2 separate regions of the Mus musculus genome follow, and region 2 is linked to region 1. A link is a loop called in an ENCODE intact Hi-C map of the cell type or tissue named here. Cell type or tissue: left cerebral cortex. All regions are shown on one strand. Links, peaks and the distances in the headings refer to the core of each region. The heading gives the core; the rest is flanking DNA. Region 1 overlaps Gpr149 (G protein-coupled receptor 149). Region 2 overlaps Plch1 (phospholipase C, eta 1).

Region 1 (8,000 bases), core at 1-8,000:
AGCCCCAGCCTGCCTCCCAGGTGTACCCAGTTCATGTAGGCCGTGGGCTGGCATACAACATTCATATACAGCAACAGTACTGCTGATAGCAGTTCATATCAAGCAGATGAGGGACCAGGGCTCAGCAGGTAAAATCATTAGCCATGCAAGCCCGGTGACCTCTGTTTGGTGCCTAGAACCCACATAGAAGAAGGAGAAAACATACTCCTGTAAGTCACCCTCTGACTTCCACACACAAACCATAGCATTAGCATATGCCACTCTACCTCCAAAATTAGTACATAAAATGTAAACAATTAAGACGTCGGAAGGGATGGTACACAGATTAAGACCACTTGTTGCTTTCAAAGAGGACTCAGGTTTGGCTCCTAGTACTCACAAGGAGCCTCAAAAGTGACTATAACTGCCAATCCTAGGGCTCTAATGCCTTTTTCTGGCCTCTAGGCATGAGGTATGCATATGGTATGTATTCACGCATGCAATAAAACACTCATACACACAAAGTAAAAATAAACCTTCAAGAATGTTTAAGAGTAAATGAGATTGGAAATGTCCTCTTCATCTGATTTGACAGATCCACATAGTGAGTTAAAAGGATGATAGCTCATTCAGATTAACATTTTAGAATTAGATATTGCCAAAGTCTGGATAAGTATAAAGGCTGATTTTTCTGAAATAGCATTTAAAGTACTATGTTATTAAAATAATTTTTTCAAACCTTCCTATTCAAATGGATGATCTATATTTGAGAGCTATAGAAGCAAAAGCAGAGATAAGAACAAACAACAACAGAAAAAAAAATCAGGCTGTGCCAAGAACCTGGAGAAGATTTCTGAAAAGAAGTTGCACAGGTAGCCAGGACATACACGGCAAGGTGCTCAGCCTCGCTCATGCAAGAACTCATGCCAATCAAAGCTCAAACTCTTTGGGGTGCTACAATGAAAATACAGAAAAACACCTTATTAAAGAGGATGCATAGAATCTTGGGACCTATTGTTTGTGGGAAAGTAAAATGATGCAGATGCCATGGAAAACAGAACAATGGCTCCAAAATCAAAAAATAACTAGCATTATCATATATTAAGATAAATATAGCCAATCAGTGATCATTTAAATATGATCAAGGTGATATATTTTACATGTACTTTATAGGTATAGTTTAAAAATCAGACTTTCCTTGGCAACATAACCTTCCTGCCTGTGTCTCTCTTGGACTGGGTTTACAAATATAAATAAGCCCCTAGTTTATTTGTACAATCATATTTTATTTTTACATCTTTAAGTAAAACCATAAAAATTTGACATCATTTATAGAATTATTTGTCCTCCTTAAACAGGACTTAGGTATTATTTAAGTTATAGAACACCATTGCAGGCTATTGAGAATGGAATCATGAATAAAGAGAACTATGATATTGAAAGGTATAAAAGAGGAGTTGTCAGACTCAGTAAAATTACCAGGATTTTCTACTGTTATTGATAGAATAGAAGATGTGGACTGAGTTATTATTATGAGTGAAAGGGAGGCTGGCTGATATTCAACAGTGGAGTGAAGATGCTCACATGCCTTAACATCCCACAAAACACAGATCTGCTCAACCTCCCCCTCAGAAACACCCCAGTCCACATGAAGATGCAATGCTGTGCTCAAGGCTGTCATGGGGAAGTTAGCTTAGCTTCAAGTGAGGGAATGAGATACCAGAGAACCTTCCCAAAGCAGGACTACATCCTCAGAGATGGTGGAAATCCCTGGCATTGACGATACTTTGCACTGCTCTAAAGGTCCTAGCTGGGGCACAATCCATAAAAAAAGGAATAAGGTGCACAGGCACCAAGCAGGAAGAAACAAGGCTACACAGCTGGGGGCAGCACCAATTTTCTACCTAATAATTCTAGAGAAAAGAAAAATCTGAGTGAGAACGAATGACAGACTCTAGTGAGGTGGTTCAGTTACAAGTAAAACCGAGAGCCTGGTAGCTGTTACCAATCAAAACAAGTTTTTAAAAGGTTCCATTCAGAGTCTGGAGAAATGGTTCAGAGTTAAAGAAAATTTGCTATTCTTGTAGAGGACCCAGGTTTGGTTTGCAACATCTCCATAGTGTCTCACAACTCTACCCAATTCCAGTTCCAGGGAATCAGATCTAATAATCTCTTCTGGCCTCCATGGGCATCAGGCATGCATATGAAGCACAAGCATACATCAGGGAAAACTCTCAGACATGTACATCTATATAACCTTTAAAATAAAAAAAAGGTCTGATTCCAAACAACAGCACTATTGTGAAACCTGCCAAGACAACCACCACAGTAATAAAATCAGCAAACAAAAACAGAAGGAAATAGCGGCAATATTTTATTTTGAGGAGATGCATTACAAGTCTGAGGATAATGACTTAATATATTTTTAAAATGAAAATCCAAATGGAATTCTCCTTTGTCTTGTGAAAAATGTATAAGCTTGTGAATAAGCAAAAAAAAAAAAAGTATAAACATACTAATGTGGTAACATTGTAGCTGTTAAAGCTCAGCCAAGAAACAAGATACAGTATATGATGAAGATGCTATTTCAAAATAAGTGGAGAAGCTGGATATGGTGGCCAAGGCCTATAATCTCCAAACTTAGGAGGTAGAGGAAGTAAGATCATGAATCTGAGACCAGTCTTCCTCTCAAAACAAGACCATGGTTCAAAACAACTACAGAATAGCAAGAAGAATAACAGAATGTTATTTTGTTTTTATGTAAATTTTTTGAAGCAAATAAAAATGCAAAATAATATTACTGTCCAAAATATATTTTTGTATTTTGACCATGCTGAGTAAGAGGTGTTAGTTTTAGGTATATGGGAAGATCTTCTCAACATTTTCTTGGATAAAACTAAAATGTATGGGACTTAATTAGACATCATCTTTATTGCACAATCAGAATAATCTATTTAAATAACCTGGAACTATTCATTTCATAGTCTGTGCTTTCTTACCATATTAAAGTGAGCGAATTTGCATTTGCCTGGGAATAATGCTAACCCGTTACTGCAGTACATTCAGGAGTGTGGGTGGCTGGGAGAATTTTTTTTTTTTTAATTTGGAAATGAAAAGCATTTCTGAACCTCACAAATACTTAAGGAGAAGAGAGCCTGCCATGTAAACACATTAGCACAAATAATCTGTGATAATTGATTCAAACTTGCTGACCTTGGATACACTGAATGCCTTTTCTTTTTTCACAATAAGCTTCTAGGTGAATTCAGGGTGAAATTATAATATAAAAAGAGTCTCTCTACATGATTATCTGAACAAGGTGAAGCTTTCTCTTGCTTGTCTGAATTATTCAACTTAAGCAAGGCATATTACAGCATAAGAGATCATTACTTTATCCAAGGCCACAGTTGGTCATGGGTCCTCTGAATCAGAAATTGGAATGTACCATTGATTCATGAGTAATCCAAATGATTGGCAAATTTAATATTTTTTTAAAAATCTAATTTTCATGATTTTAGAGAGACTTTGGCCTTTAAAAGTATATACATCGAGAAGTGTAGGTCAAGCAGACTTAAAGCAGGCTGGAGAAGCTGGAATATACATACCAGGAAGAAAACAAGTATCAGACACAAAAACTCATGAGAAAATTAAAATTTTAAAAAAGGTTTGTCTGGGGGACCTCCGTAATTATAAATGTTACATATGTGCACATTCCCAGCTCCTCAAGTCTTCTGTCCAACCATGTCCTTTTTGTATGATTAGTGAACCAATATGTGATGACCCACAGGAACTGATTAAAGTAAGAAAAAGTTGGGGAAGAAAATAAAGGCCTTTAATAAAATACTTTTCTGTGAAAAAATGGGTGGCGAAGTCTACCCTCCCAGACCTCAGGCGTGTGCCTTATGCCCTTTCTTATTTTAATTTGGAGTGTGTGTGTGTGTGTGGGGGGGGGGGTGGGTGGGGAGAGCATAGGGAGTACTTTTGCTTATGAGGTCAATCTGGAGACCAGAGGTGTCTGTCTGTCTATCTATCTATCTATCTATCTATCTATCTATCTATCTACTTACTTACTTACTTACTTACTTTTGAGACAGGACTGAAACCTCACTGTTTTGGCTGCCCATAGAAACCATAGCCCAGAGCACTGGGAATTACAAATGCCACTTTTTGTGAGGGTTCTGGGTCTCCATACTCAGGTTTCAGGCTTGTACAGCAAGCATCTTTGCCACTGAACCATCTCCTCAGCCCATGCCTTTTTTCATGGTGAAAGTCTAACCATGAAGACTGATGCTCACCATGACCAATACTTACTTACCTGGCTGACCATGAGCCACATGCGACAATTTCTGGTGAGTGTGTAACACTTTCGCAATTAATATGCATATTAATCTTCTAAAATGAAGTCCTTTGGATAACCAAAGCATACATATGATGACGTAATTGAGTTGTGGGAGGCACAACTAAGTGCATGTCATAGTCTAACCCAATTCCAAGATCACCTGTCTCATGCCCTTTGCTCTAAGCCATTTTGCTACTTCATGTCATTCTATTTCCTTGCAAGTCTGAGATAAACATGGCTAATATTTCACTCTCCTAATTTGGGGATAAACTACAGTATTCTGGGGAAACATGGAAAGAAAAAGGATTTTTTTCACATTAGGAAGTAAAACAGTATTTAGAAAGCAGCTTTAACATAAAGATCTTGAGTAGATCTTACAAGGATCACTTTAATAGGAATAAAATGGGGGAAGTGTATTCTAGGAGGATAACTGAGCAGCCTCCGAAATATGGATTGAAAAGTGTGAATGAGGTACCAGGGAAAACAAACAGGAGGTCTATTAAAATCATTTGTGTAAGAGAAAGATCCACGAACTTGGATGTTTGTACAGGAACTGGCATATGAGGAACTGAGGGATACACAGACACTGCCACACCAAAACTCTTTGATTTTGTGGATGCCAGGGCTGAAGTTCTACCACCTAGTCATATACACCTGTCTTTGAACCCAGTGGAGTCACAATCTGTGTAGTCTTCACTTGTCTGAGTATTAGGCTTGTCTTTTGAAAACATTAACCTTACAAGATTTCATGCACAGGAAGGGATGGGTAGAATGCTTAACACATAGCAAGGCTCTCATGTATGCTAGTTGTTCCAGGGCACAGAGAGGGTAGAGCCCAAGATGTTTTGTAAGTTCCTATTTTCTGTGTCTCATATCAGGACTTGAGAAAGGGAGCTTGGAAAGGCGTGGGGAATGTAATGGTTTTTCTACATTTTATCTTTATGTCAGATAATTCTTACATAGTCTTCTATGTGGAGGAATGATTTAGGCAAGCTAGAGCGATGGAGAGTGATGGGGTGGTTTCGAAGTTATTAGATCATGCAATGCATTTAACTTCAACCATAATAAGATGAGTAGATTGTGAAGTGATACACAGAAACACACACACACACACACACATATAAATAATGAATCATCAGGAGAAAAGAAAATGTCGACCTTAGAGCAAAGAAAACTTCCAGTGACAGGAAAGATTATTACACAGTGGTAAAGGGATCAATCCATCAGAAACAGGTAGCAATCCTAAAATGAACACAACAGACCACTGAGTAGTGCAATACATGATGTAAGAATGGTAACAGCAAAGGAAAATGAGCAACTTCTTCATAGAGCTGGAGACTGCAAACACTGTATCAACAACTGAGAACAAAGTCAGAAACCAGCAAGATTGACATGGGTCCATGCAATTTAATCAATCTGTAGACTATTTTTAAGAAAATTCCATCCAATAAAAACACAGTATGTATTTTATTCAAATGTTAGTGCTAGTTCAGGGAACAATGTTGTGATACATATTATAAGAAAATCTTTTTGAAGATTCCCCCAAAGACAACTTTTGACAGACCTCTCAGCAAAATTACTGATACCTCTTGAGCTCTTTAAATTCTGTGTACTAACCTGCTCTCCTATTGTGTATTCAGCCTGTTTAAACTTAACCTACCTTTAAGAGAACAATATAGCCAGCTCTACTTGCCTTGAATTTCCCATACAATCAGCCTTTACAGACCAAGAAAGTGCTTCAGTTTTATCTTAAATTATGTACCCTTTCTTGACCCTAACCCAGAATAAAGTATGTGTGTATGTAAAGTAAAGAAAGCTATGGTAATCATTAGCTGAAAACAGCCAACAGGTTGAAAGCAACTTTAAAGGAAAGATCCACCAAACATTTTGCAAGTAATGTAGATATAGCTCAATTGCATAGGTTTTCAGTGTTGTCTGCTACTGTGAGTCAGATGGGATCAGTTAAATTTCTTCCCTTGTAAAATTCTAAGAATTTTTGTAAAGAATCCCTCATGTCCTCCATACGGTATTTTCTGTGCTGTTCAACAAATACAGAACAATGTTCTCCTCATGGACAGACACAGGGATAGGCTCAGATTCAGACACAGACATTCAGAGACAGGCACAACAAGGACAGAGCAGACTCACAACAAAGAGCTCACAGGTGGGTCAGTAACCATGGACTATCAACTCATGAAAGGCACAGGTAGATTAGAAAATTAAAACTTGGGCTCACTTCCAGTTCAACTAATTCAAGAGGAAGTGATTTTGTTTTCATTTCTTAATTCGGCATGAATGCATTTTAGTATCCTCTGAGGTTATCTTTAATTTGTTAAATGACTCAAAAGAAATGAAAATGCATTGAGCAGAAATAAAATTATACAGAATATTGTTCTATCTGTGGAATCAGGGTTACCAGAATTTAACAAGAACATTCCCAAACTCCCAGAAACTAAGCAAACACTAAGAAATGGTGCATGACTCAAAGAAGAAGTGTTGATGGAAATAAAAACACATTGGGCTGAATTAAAATAGATTCAGCGTACCAAAATCCATGCTAAAGCGGCACTGAGAGAGGAATTTAAAGCACTAAATCCGTGTATTAGAATACAGCAGCAGTCTCAAGCCTAAGCTTTCATCAAGATTTATTTTTAAAACAGCAAAAGCAAAATAAGCAAAGCAGCAATAAAGAAGAAAATAAGATAACAGAAATCATGTGAATGGAAGCCACAGAGAAAATAAATGCTCACGAGTTGGTTTCTTTAACAGATCAATAACATTGACACCCCTAGGAGCACTGACAAAAGCAAAAGAGAAGATGCAGATGACCTGCGTAAGAAAGGATCAGGTGATAACCACAGATGCTAGAAGGATGGGGAGGCATGATGTACAAATCACACGGTTGAATTCAGCAACTTAAATGAAACATACTGAGGCCCTGAAAGCACAAAACCTACCACAGGGCATCTAAAAATTAAACAGGGATTGAAGTCTAAAGAAGCTACCAGGGCATTTGAAAATGTAACTTAAAAATGTCAAAGGAGAAATACCCTACAACACAGGTGGTTTCACCAGAGAAATCTACCAATTTTGAGTGGAACTAATAAATATCAATTTTCCTGCAAAAACTAGAAGAGGAGGGAACAGTTTATTTCAAAGATTTGATTTTAGTCTAATACCAAAACTATATTGATAGCATCAGAAAATCTAACAGAATAATATCACTCATAAATACAGATATAAGTATCTAAAACAAATATTAACAATTAGAATCCAGGAATCAATAGAATAAATACATATTATGACCAAGTAAAGTTTACTACAAAAATGTTAGGCTGGTTGGGAGGCGGCCTCAGCCTCAGCAGCAGCGGTCGCCATCTTGGTTCCGGGACTCAGCAGAACTTAGGAAATTAGTCTGAACAGGTTAGAGGGTGCGCCAGAGAACCGGACAGCTTCTGGGACAGGCGGAAGCACAGAGCCGCTGAGGCAGCACCCTTGGCAGGCCGCAGACAGCCGGCCACCTTCAGGACCAGAGGACAGGTGTCCGCCTGGCTTGGGAGGCGGCCTCAGCCTCAGCAGCAGCAGTCGCCATCTTGGTTCCGGGACTCCCTGGAACTTAGGAATTTAGTCTGCACAGGTGAGAGTCTGTACCACAGAAGCTGACAGCTTCTGGGAACTGCCA
Region 2 (8,613 bases), core at 241-8,240, 1.3 Mb after region 1:
TAAGCACTGAGCAGATCAGTATGCAGGCCAGGACTCAGTTTGGCATGCACTTGCTGTAATGTGATCAGTATATACATGGGAACTATAGTTATGAACATAGGCTGAACTACTTCCCATTACGGACTTTTTAAATCAAGACAATCTGGATATACCTTTGAACCCCACAGCTTGCATTTGGTAATTAACATATTTGCTGAAAGGAATAAGCCCTAATACAAACACATCATATTTCTGTTGAGATGGCTTTTCATTTACACATTATAAAGGGACAAACTGCAGTTTTCCATCTTTGTTTTGACAGAGGGAAGATAAGAGGTTTTCATGATTACAAATGCAACCGCTAATAATTACTATTGTGGCCTAAGGAAAAACTCCAAATCATTTGTGTAGCTAAATTAAATAATTATGGTGCCCTAGAAGGACGCAGAGTCCACTGGTGAAGAGATGTCTCATCTTTCTATCAATCTCCGCATATATTAGACACAGAGTATGAAAGACAATTGGGAAAATGAAAGAGCAGAGGAAAATTAATTATAATTATGGAAATGCAGCTTAAAGAATAAAGGCTTAATTGTGTAGCACAGGTCTAATGGGAAATAATTCTTACTTAGTAACTACTTAACATGTGAGAATTCTGCAAGTCTGAAGGAGAAGTTGACTGTACTAAACACACTATTTCTTCCTTCTAATTGAGTAATTAGGAAATTGGGGTTCCCAAGTGTAGATGGATGAAAGGATCACAGCCCTTTTCTGTTTGCTGATGCCCAAAAGGCCAAAGGCATCAAAGAAAAAAAATGGATAATCTAATGGAAAGGGCTAGCCAAGAATCTTTCTTGAAGGTGACAGACTTGTTTGACACAATTAAACGTGAACTCTGCACCTTCTCTCCCACCCAGGCTGCCCACACATCCAGACCTTTGGTTTGCCATTTTGCTAGGCACTCAGCAGGGACTTTTCATCCCCTGTATTACTGTACAATGTGAATGTCCTTGTCAGAGAAAGCTCAGCCGGGAAATCACAGGGCTTCAGTTTCCCAGCCAAAAGCTTTCACTGAATTAGATTCCTGAAAAAAAAAAAAAAAAAAAAAAAAAAAAAGAAAAAAAAAAAAAGAGGCTGAATCATCTCAACATAAATTTTTTATAGACAGATCACTGCCTGGCTCTGATCAATGCCGGTATACAACAGTACAAGAAATAGACACAGTAAATAATGCCAGTGTTTAGGGACACGAACTCACCCTAATCTAAAACACTAAAAGATAATCACAAGCTACCAGGAGATATGAGAGAGCCGTTCAAACCTAGACCCTTATCCTGGGTGTCCTGGGTGGCAGGGATGGCATGCTGAAGAACATGTCTCACTCATGTGCCAGTCAGGGAATGTGCTACAGAAGATATGATATAGGCTTATGGTATAGGCTGCTAGGGGTATCTGCCACTTAAAAGTAAGAAGAGACATCTGCAGAGAGGAAAACACCACCCCTTACCCCACCCATCTTTTACAGCCTTGGAAATACAGAGAAGACTCAAGTGAGGAAACATGGGAATATAGGAATGGATAGGGCAAGTTGCCCTACTACCTTAGAGGCAAGAGAACACAAGTGCTAGAGATGGAGATGATAAACAACAGAGTGCAACAGAGAAGTGATAAAGTTAAAGGGAGACGATGGATTCTCTATCTCATGGACTCTTGGTGACAGAGGAGGTGAAAGTGGAACTAAATATTCAGAACTGGTGGTCCTGATCACTCAGCACCAATCACATGCAAGTAGATATCCAGGTACAAGTTGAAAGACCATCTCTTGCCCATGTACCAAACTGGAGGACCGAGGTTTCACATCCTGAGAAGAGAGGCAAAGACAAATGAGTCTGCCTTCTTTCAGCCATCAACAGGCAAAACAGGGCTTAGGGTTTGACAGGTAAGTATAGCCTAGCTACTTAGGTAAGATTTAAACCTGCTGATGTTACTGACACTTCTTTTTACTTTCAGAGGGGAAAAAAAAGTCATATTATATTTTGATCATATTCTTTCCCCTTTCCCAACTCTACCTAGATCCTCCCCACCTCCCAACCAATGTTCTCCCTAAAAGAAAGAAAAATCAAAATTAAAAAAACAGGAAGATAAAAAAATACCAAAACAAAACATAAAGCACACACACACACACAAACCCACAGAGTCCTTTAGTGTTGGCCAACTATTCCTGAATATGAAGCCTGCCCTAAAGTGTGGTTGAGATACCCTGTGCAAGTCCATTGAAAAAAAACTAGTTTTCTCTTTCCAACTAGGTACCAATTGCAAACAGCTTCTGGTTAGTGATAAGACTTTGTATCTGCCCCCCACCCCATTCTCTGTGCTGGCATTTTGTCTGGCTTAAACTTTTGCCATCACAGTCTCTGAATTCATACGTGTGTCAATCCCATTATGTCTGGAAGACACTGTTTCTTTGTAATACCTATGATGAGCCTTAGGGGGAAGACACTAATACAAGTAAATCTAGTTACATAATTCACAGCAGTTATGCTTGATTGCTGCTCTTCCAGAGGACCAGGGATCTCTTCTAACACCCATTTCAGGTGGCTCACAAGAGCCTTTGAGTCTGTTCCAGGGGATCCAATGCCCTCTATGGCCTCTGAAAAGACCCATATACACACAGACATACTCTACACACGTGCACATAGAAATGAGGACAAAGAGAGAGTAGAAACACAAAAAATTATAATTCCTAACTGAGCCTCTCTTATAATTGAACATTGAACTAATTTAATCTACCAGCTCACCTTTGAGCTACGAGACATCTGCCAGTGTTCCCCATTCCTGCAGCAGCAGTGTTACAAAGATGAAAGAACAGAGTTCTAATTCAATTTCTGTTACTGTGATAAACACCATGCCCCAAAGCAACTTTGGTGAAGAAGCGTTGTTTTGGCTTATACTTCCATGTTACAATCCCTCCCAAGGCAGGAACTCAAGATGGAAACCTTACAAGCCAGAACCATAAATCAGAGAACCATGGGCATTACTATTTCCTGGCCTTCTCAGCTACTTGACTTATACCTGCTCAGGATCAGAACAGCCGACAGCAGGCTGCACCATCCCATAGCAATCAAGAAAATGCCCTACAGACAGGCCCACAGTCCAGTCTACTGAAAGTAATTCCTCATTTGAGGTTTCTTCTTCCCAGGGTGACTCTAGTTTGTGTCAATACTCAACAAACAGATAACAATTTAGGGCAAAGCAAGATGTTTGTTGGATTAAGGAGTCTCTTCAATTTGGCCTGTAACTTTTCTAAATCATCTCCAATGAGAATACATTGCCATTATAACCAGAAAATGAGTGTAAGGTGAGCTTTATGAAGAGCGATGCTACATTTTCAACTTTTATTCAGAATCTTTGTGTACTAAGTCCCCCATTTTAATGTAGTTATCTCATCTCCTGGGAACACTGCTCAAGTCTTTGTGGAAAAATAAATGTTAAGACATTTGTTCATTCAAATGGGCATATTTCAAAAGGCTATCATGTGAGTGGAATGATGCTTTAATTTTGTGATATAAAGGCTTCTCTCTCTTTATCATAGTTGACTTGGTTATATAAGAACTGCCATTAATATAAACAAAAATGCCAATTGGTAAGCAAAAGTTGATGAAGGAGCATGCCTGCTTCAGAAGTCCCTCTCTCCAAATAAACATTTCTTCACCTCATCTTACCCTGGCTCACTCCCTCCCCCGCCACAACCCCCCTCCTCCCTCGATGTTATTGAATTGCCCAAATATTATTATTAGCACTGTCTTACCATGAAACAGACCAACATGCTCACTGAACTCACAGCCCTGACCTTGATAGTTTCACTGTTCCTACCTCACAGGTGTTGAGTCCTGACTCAGACCAACACACTTGGTAGGTTCACTGTTCCTACTTTAGCCAAGTGATGAGTTCCCACAGACAGATGAGCAGGGAGTCTTTCAGCCCTCAATCACTAAATCAGTTCAGGCAAAGAAACCAAGTTTGATGACTTGCCCTATCAGAATCAATTCTTAAAGGCACTAGTTGCATTACAAATGAAGAGAATTGTGGTTCTAACTGGCTTCAAGTCTCTTAATCTTGAGAGGATTTAATATTTCTAAACCCTTTGAGAAGTAATTCCTGAACCATGAAAAGTAACCAACTCACATTTTCAATGCGACACTGCCCCCTTGTGTATCTTGTGTTTGGTGAAAAGTCACTCACAAAAATGTAAAAATTTTTACTCTCAGAGATAGTTCAAAGGAATCTAAGATGCCAGAAAATAACCTTGAAACCTGTCAAGACCAGAATGCTTATTTCACACTTCCTTACTATGAAACAGGCCTGCATGCTCACTGAATCCACTGCCCATACCTTGGAAGTTCACTGTTCCTACCTCCAAGGGTTGAGTCCTGACACAAGGGAGAGTTACACACCTGAAGGACTGTCTAATTTGTTCAAGTTCATCCACTACTGGTTAATGACAGAGCAAGGACCCTTGAATGAACTTCAAACCTCTCAAGGCCCAGGGGTGTAGCTGAGTGGTAGAGTTCTGAGAACTCATCTCGCAGAACAGAATGATAGATTGGATTAGGCAGAAACACTGGGGTTGTGGAGACCTGAAGATCAGAGTTTGAACACCGGATCTCCACTTCAAAACCTCTAAGCTTTAGTTCCTCTATCCAAACAATGGGATGAACTATTACAAAGATTTCCAAAGGGCTCAAAAGAGCAGTGCTCACTATTAGGCCCTGCACATAGCATTCCTCGTGATAGCTAACCACCATTGTCAACTTGACTCTTCAGACTCACCTAAGAGACATACTTTTGGGTGTATCTGTGAGAAAGCTTCCAAAGAGTTAACTGAGGAGGAAAGATTCACTCTAACTGTGGACTTTGGAGCTCCAGAATGAATTTTTAAAAATGGGGAAAAGGAGAAAAGGAGCTAGGCACAAGCATTCATCTATACTTCTTGAGGTAGTGCGACTAGCTGACTCTTGCTGTTACCTCCATAGTTAAAACACTTGACACCACTCCCCCCCCCCCAGTGATAGGCTGTGCCTTCAAGCTGTGAGCCAAAATAATTTCTTCCTTGAAATAAAAAAAAGGCAAATAAAGACCGAGATATAGAAACATGCTAACTGAAATATAACTATAAAAACATATCAGAATTTTATTCACATCATAACTATGGTTTTAACTCTCCAGGTGAAGACATTTACAATAAGGAAAATGGCAATAAACTGCGTCATTTCAACAATACAGTAACACTCTGTCCCTTGAGACAGATAAATCTTAACAGAAAATACCATACGGCTGACAACATGAGTGTAGACACGAAGCAGCCAACAGCACTCTTGGGTGAGCTTCAGAGGAGAGCAAGACAGATCCTCACTTCTGAAGTAATATCCCAGTTACTTCCCACATCTTCCGTGTTGACAATAATGAAATGACAATAATGAGAGAATCAGCCTAGAAAGATGGACTGCAATTTAGGGGTTAGCTAAGGTGACAGTCTCAGCCTCCTTTCTTTACTTGTAAGATAAAGTCACCCTCTGCAGGGTCACACGAGGAGTCTTGAGAAGAGCGCCATACAACTACTGGAGCCAGTGGGTAGAGTAGCACTTGTCACAGACTTACCTTTAAAGTAATGATACACATTAAATCTGTTACCAAAATGAGGGATGAAATCCACAATGCGAAAGTTGAAAATAAACAGTAGTGTGTTTAATTAAGCATCACTCAGGTCTCATGAAACCTTTGCATCTCCTGGACTTCTGATGGACATTGCTCTACAAATTCCAATACCCCCGAAACCTTTGGCTCACAAATAAATTACTCCCATGGGAATATCTTGGTAGGAGGATGGACAAAGCTTATCCCTGACTATGAGACACTAAACAAGAAGCTATAGCCTGGTTAAAGGCAATGGTCTAAGACAATTATTATTTATCAGGAAAATGACCTGTATTAATAACCCTCTGTTGAGCTACAGTAACCCACCCAGCAGACATTCTGAAGTGTAGCAAGGTTCTCTGTTCTCTTTTCCTGTGGTCTGATACACTGGTTAAGTTTTCAAACCCCAAATAGTTACAACCATTGAAAAGGTACATTTTGGGAGTCAACAGGAGTAGAAAGGCTGAGTGGTAGGAAGAAGAACACCATTGCTGTTTTTTGAGGAAGTTCACGTTGATGAAAACTGCAGGTCACGGTCTGGTGGAATTTTAAGACAAACTCAAGCTCTTGGTTCAGCCCAACAATTAGACCATACTTGCATCCAAAACAGTACAATGAAAGTAATTTTCCGAAAGCAGAGTCTCAGCTACATAAGTACAACAGCTCACCATGAAACACGCGGTTGTCCACCAGAAAATGTCTGCGGTACTGCACACAGTTCCTCTTCTCACCGTTCCAGTAGTTCATTGTTGGAAGATGTCTGGCACAGCATCCAAATGAAATTGCCCTATCAAGAGAGACAGAATGAGACAGAAATGAAGAAAAGAGCAGGCACACGCTCACCCAGACAGCACATTGCCATGTGTTGCCTAGCACTGGGGGCAACATACAAGGCTAAAATGTAGACCAGGACTCCTCCAGCCCATAACAAACTTCCCACAGAACTTCCAAGAACTTGAATGCTGCTTTTTTTTTCCCCCATACCAAAACAATAACTCTTTCCAACAACATCATCCTGCACTCAGCTACTGCTGTCTGCTGAGGAAAGCAAGCTATCATTAAGCAGGTTTCAGGACTATATTTTGTGTTCCAGGTCTCAATTGCATTCTATCAGGATCCAAAACAGTCAATACTAATCAATTTCCAGAGGTCTCACTAGCAGGTGAGCTATTATTCTCAACTCCTGAATTTTGTGTTGGTGACATCCGGGTAGGTTATGTAACCAACTCGCAAAATGTTAGAAATTATTGCAGAGTCTAATTGGGCACAGATATGCCAAACTATAACAAAGTTTACTTGCCTTCTTTTAGTTCATTGGAGGTATTTATTTAGGGCCACTAATCCTTGGATCCACCCAGGCTTACAGATGTAACTAGAGCTGGCCAGGCCTCTAGCATAATGTGCTCACAGAACCTGCAGAGATTCCAGCCTCTGCAGAGACCAAACACTTGAAAAGCAGAGATCTGAGCTGATGAATTAAACTGCAAAGCCAATGTGCATGACCCTGAACAAGGAAGCCTTTGTTCACAAGGTTTGGCTAGTGACGTTTCAGAATTCCAACCTCCTTTCGGTTCACATCACAATGCTGGAGGTGGGGGGGAACAGTAGCAGGAAGAAAAAAAAAAACCAAAGAACCAAAAAAACCAACCCCCCCCCAAAAAAAAACCAAAACCAAACAAACAAACAAAAAACATAACAAAACTGCAAGGCTGGCAAGAAGCAAACCCCACAGGTGGAAAACAGTTTTGTCATCTGTCCTATTGCAACAGTCTATAGTTTTGTAAATGTACCCCAGTGGCTTAGTGAAAAAGGTAAGGTATCCCAGTGGGATAAGGTGTCACACTGGGACAGCTAGTGGAGGCTCCAGGAGCTTGGTAAGTTTCTCCTTAACCTTCCACAACGGGGATCTTATCTACCGTTCAGACTGCTTGCTGCTCCACACAATCCTGAATCCCTCCCCTTCTTTTCACTTCATCCCTGCCAGCTTAGAATGATGCTCCTGTTTCTTAAGCTGAGGGGGTAAAGAAAAGCATGTGGGACCACGGAGAGAAATGCTGCAGAACAGCTGACTACAGAAACAAGCCTACCTTTGCCCTCCAAAGCCAACATCTCATATTATATCCCAAATATTTTTAGATGTATAAATAATGTAGTAAAGGGTGGAGTGTGCCTTATAAAGCACGTGCTTAGAAGTACAGTGCCCTGAATTTGATATCCAGCAACACAAGTAAATTCACCAAAAACAATGAAATGTTATTATTTTTTTTTCAAAACTGCAGTACTGAAGTACCCCCATGTTCTTTCCTGTTCTGGTATCCTCTTTCCTCATTGCAAATCTCTCTCCTAGAATAACTATTTTTTAATATTCATTATTCCAGCATTTTACCTAAATACACAATTTTGAAGTCCTCTGTATTATTAAGGGCACTACCTTTTCCAAGAAAATACGTTTTTCATAATTAACAGTAGTATCGCTCACTTACAAAATATGTGCATGTCACTTACACTTGCTAATGTACATGGAACTAAAAAGAAGACCATCCCCAGTGGAGAGATAAGGACACCAACCCACCTATAAAACTTTTCACCCCAAATTTGTCCTTCCACAAGAAATGCAGAGACAACAATGGAGCAGAGATTGAGGGAATGGCCAACCAATTACTGACCCAACTTGAGACCCATCCCATGGGTAAACAGCAATCCCTGACACCTTTATACATGTAGACCAAAGCCTAGCATAACAGTCCTCTGAGAGGCTACACCCAGCTGCTGACTGACACAGATGCAGAGACCCACAGCCAAACATTGGATGGAGCTTGGGGAGTTTTATGGAACAGTTGTGGGAAGGATTATGGGCCCCAGAGAGGATGGGAAATCCACAGGAAGATGAACAGAGTCAACTAACCTGGACTCTTGGGAGCTCCAGGGACTGAACCACCA

What was found. Hi-C counts contacts between places; a loop is a spot of excess contacts. Peaks named below come from ENCODE experiments on the same cell type or tissue, not always from the same donor. Only the 100,000 strongest peaks of a DNase experiment are listed, where the experiment ranks them.
Region 2: it touches region 1 in a loop (4-fold over the local background); 8 of 42 quality-filtered maps call a loop at or near these places.

Annotation. Positions count from the first base shown.
Region 1 is chr3:62,535,298-62,543,297 of GRCm38, forward strand. The region is part of intron 3 of Gpr149 (G protein-coupled receptor 149); the gene reads right to left. Among named protein-coding and RNA genes, the nearest start is that of Dhx36, 32 kb to the left of the region's middle. In left cerebral cortex, for the core only: no CTCF peak of the experiment used is centred there; DNase peaks (open chromatin) are centred at 3,046, 6,433, 6,866 and 7,155.
Region 2 is chr3:63,864,315-63,872,927 of GRCm38, forward strand. It overlaps Plch1 (phospholipase C, eta 1), which reads right to left. Exons shown (of 24, transcript NM_001370984.1): 3 at 6,342-6,460. The coding sequence starts at 6,420. Among named protein-coding and RNA genes, the nearest start is that of Plch1, 31 kb to the right of the region's middle. In left cerebral cortex, for the core only: a CTCF peak has its summit at 4,194 (motif pointing left); DNase peaks (open chromatin) are centred at 1,172 and 4,191.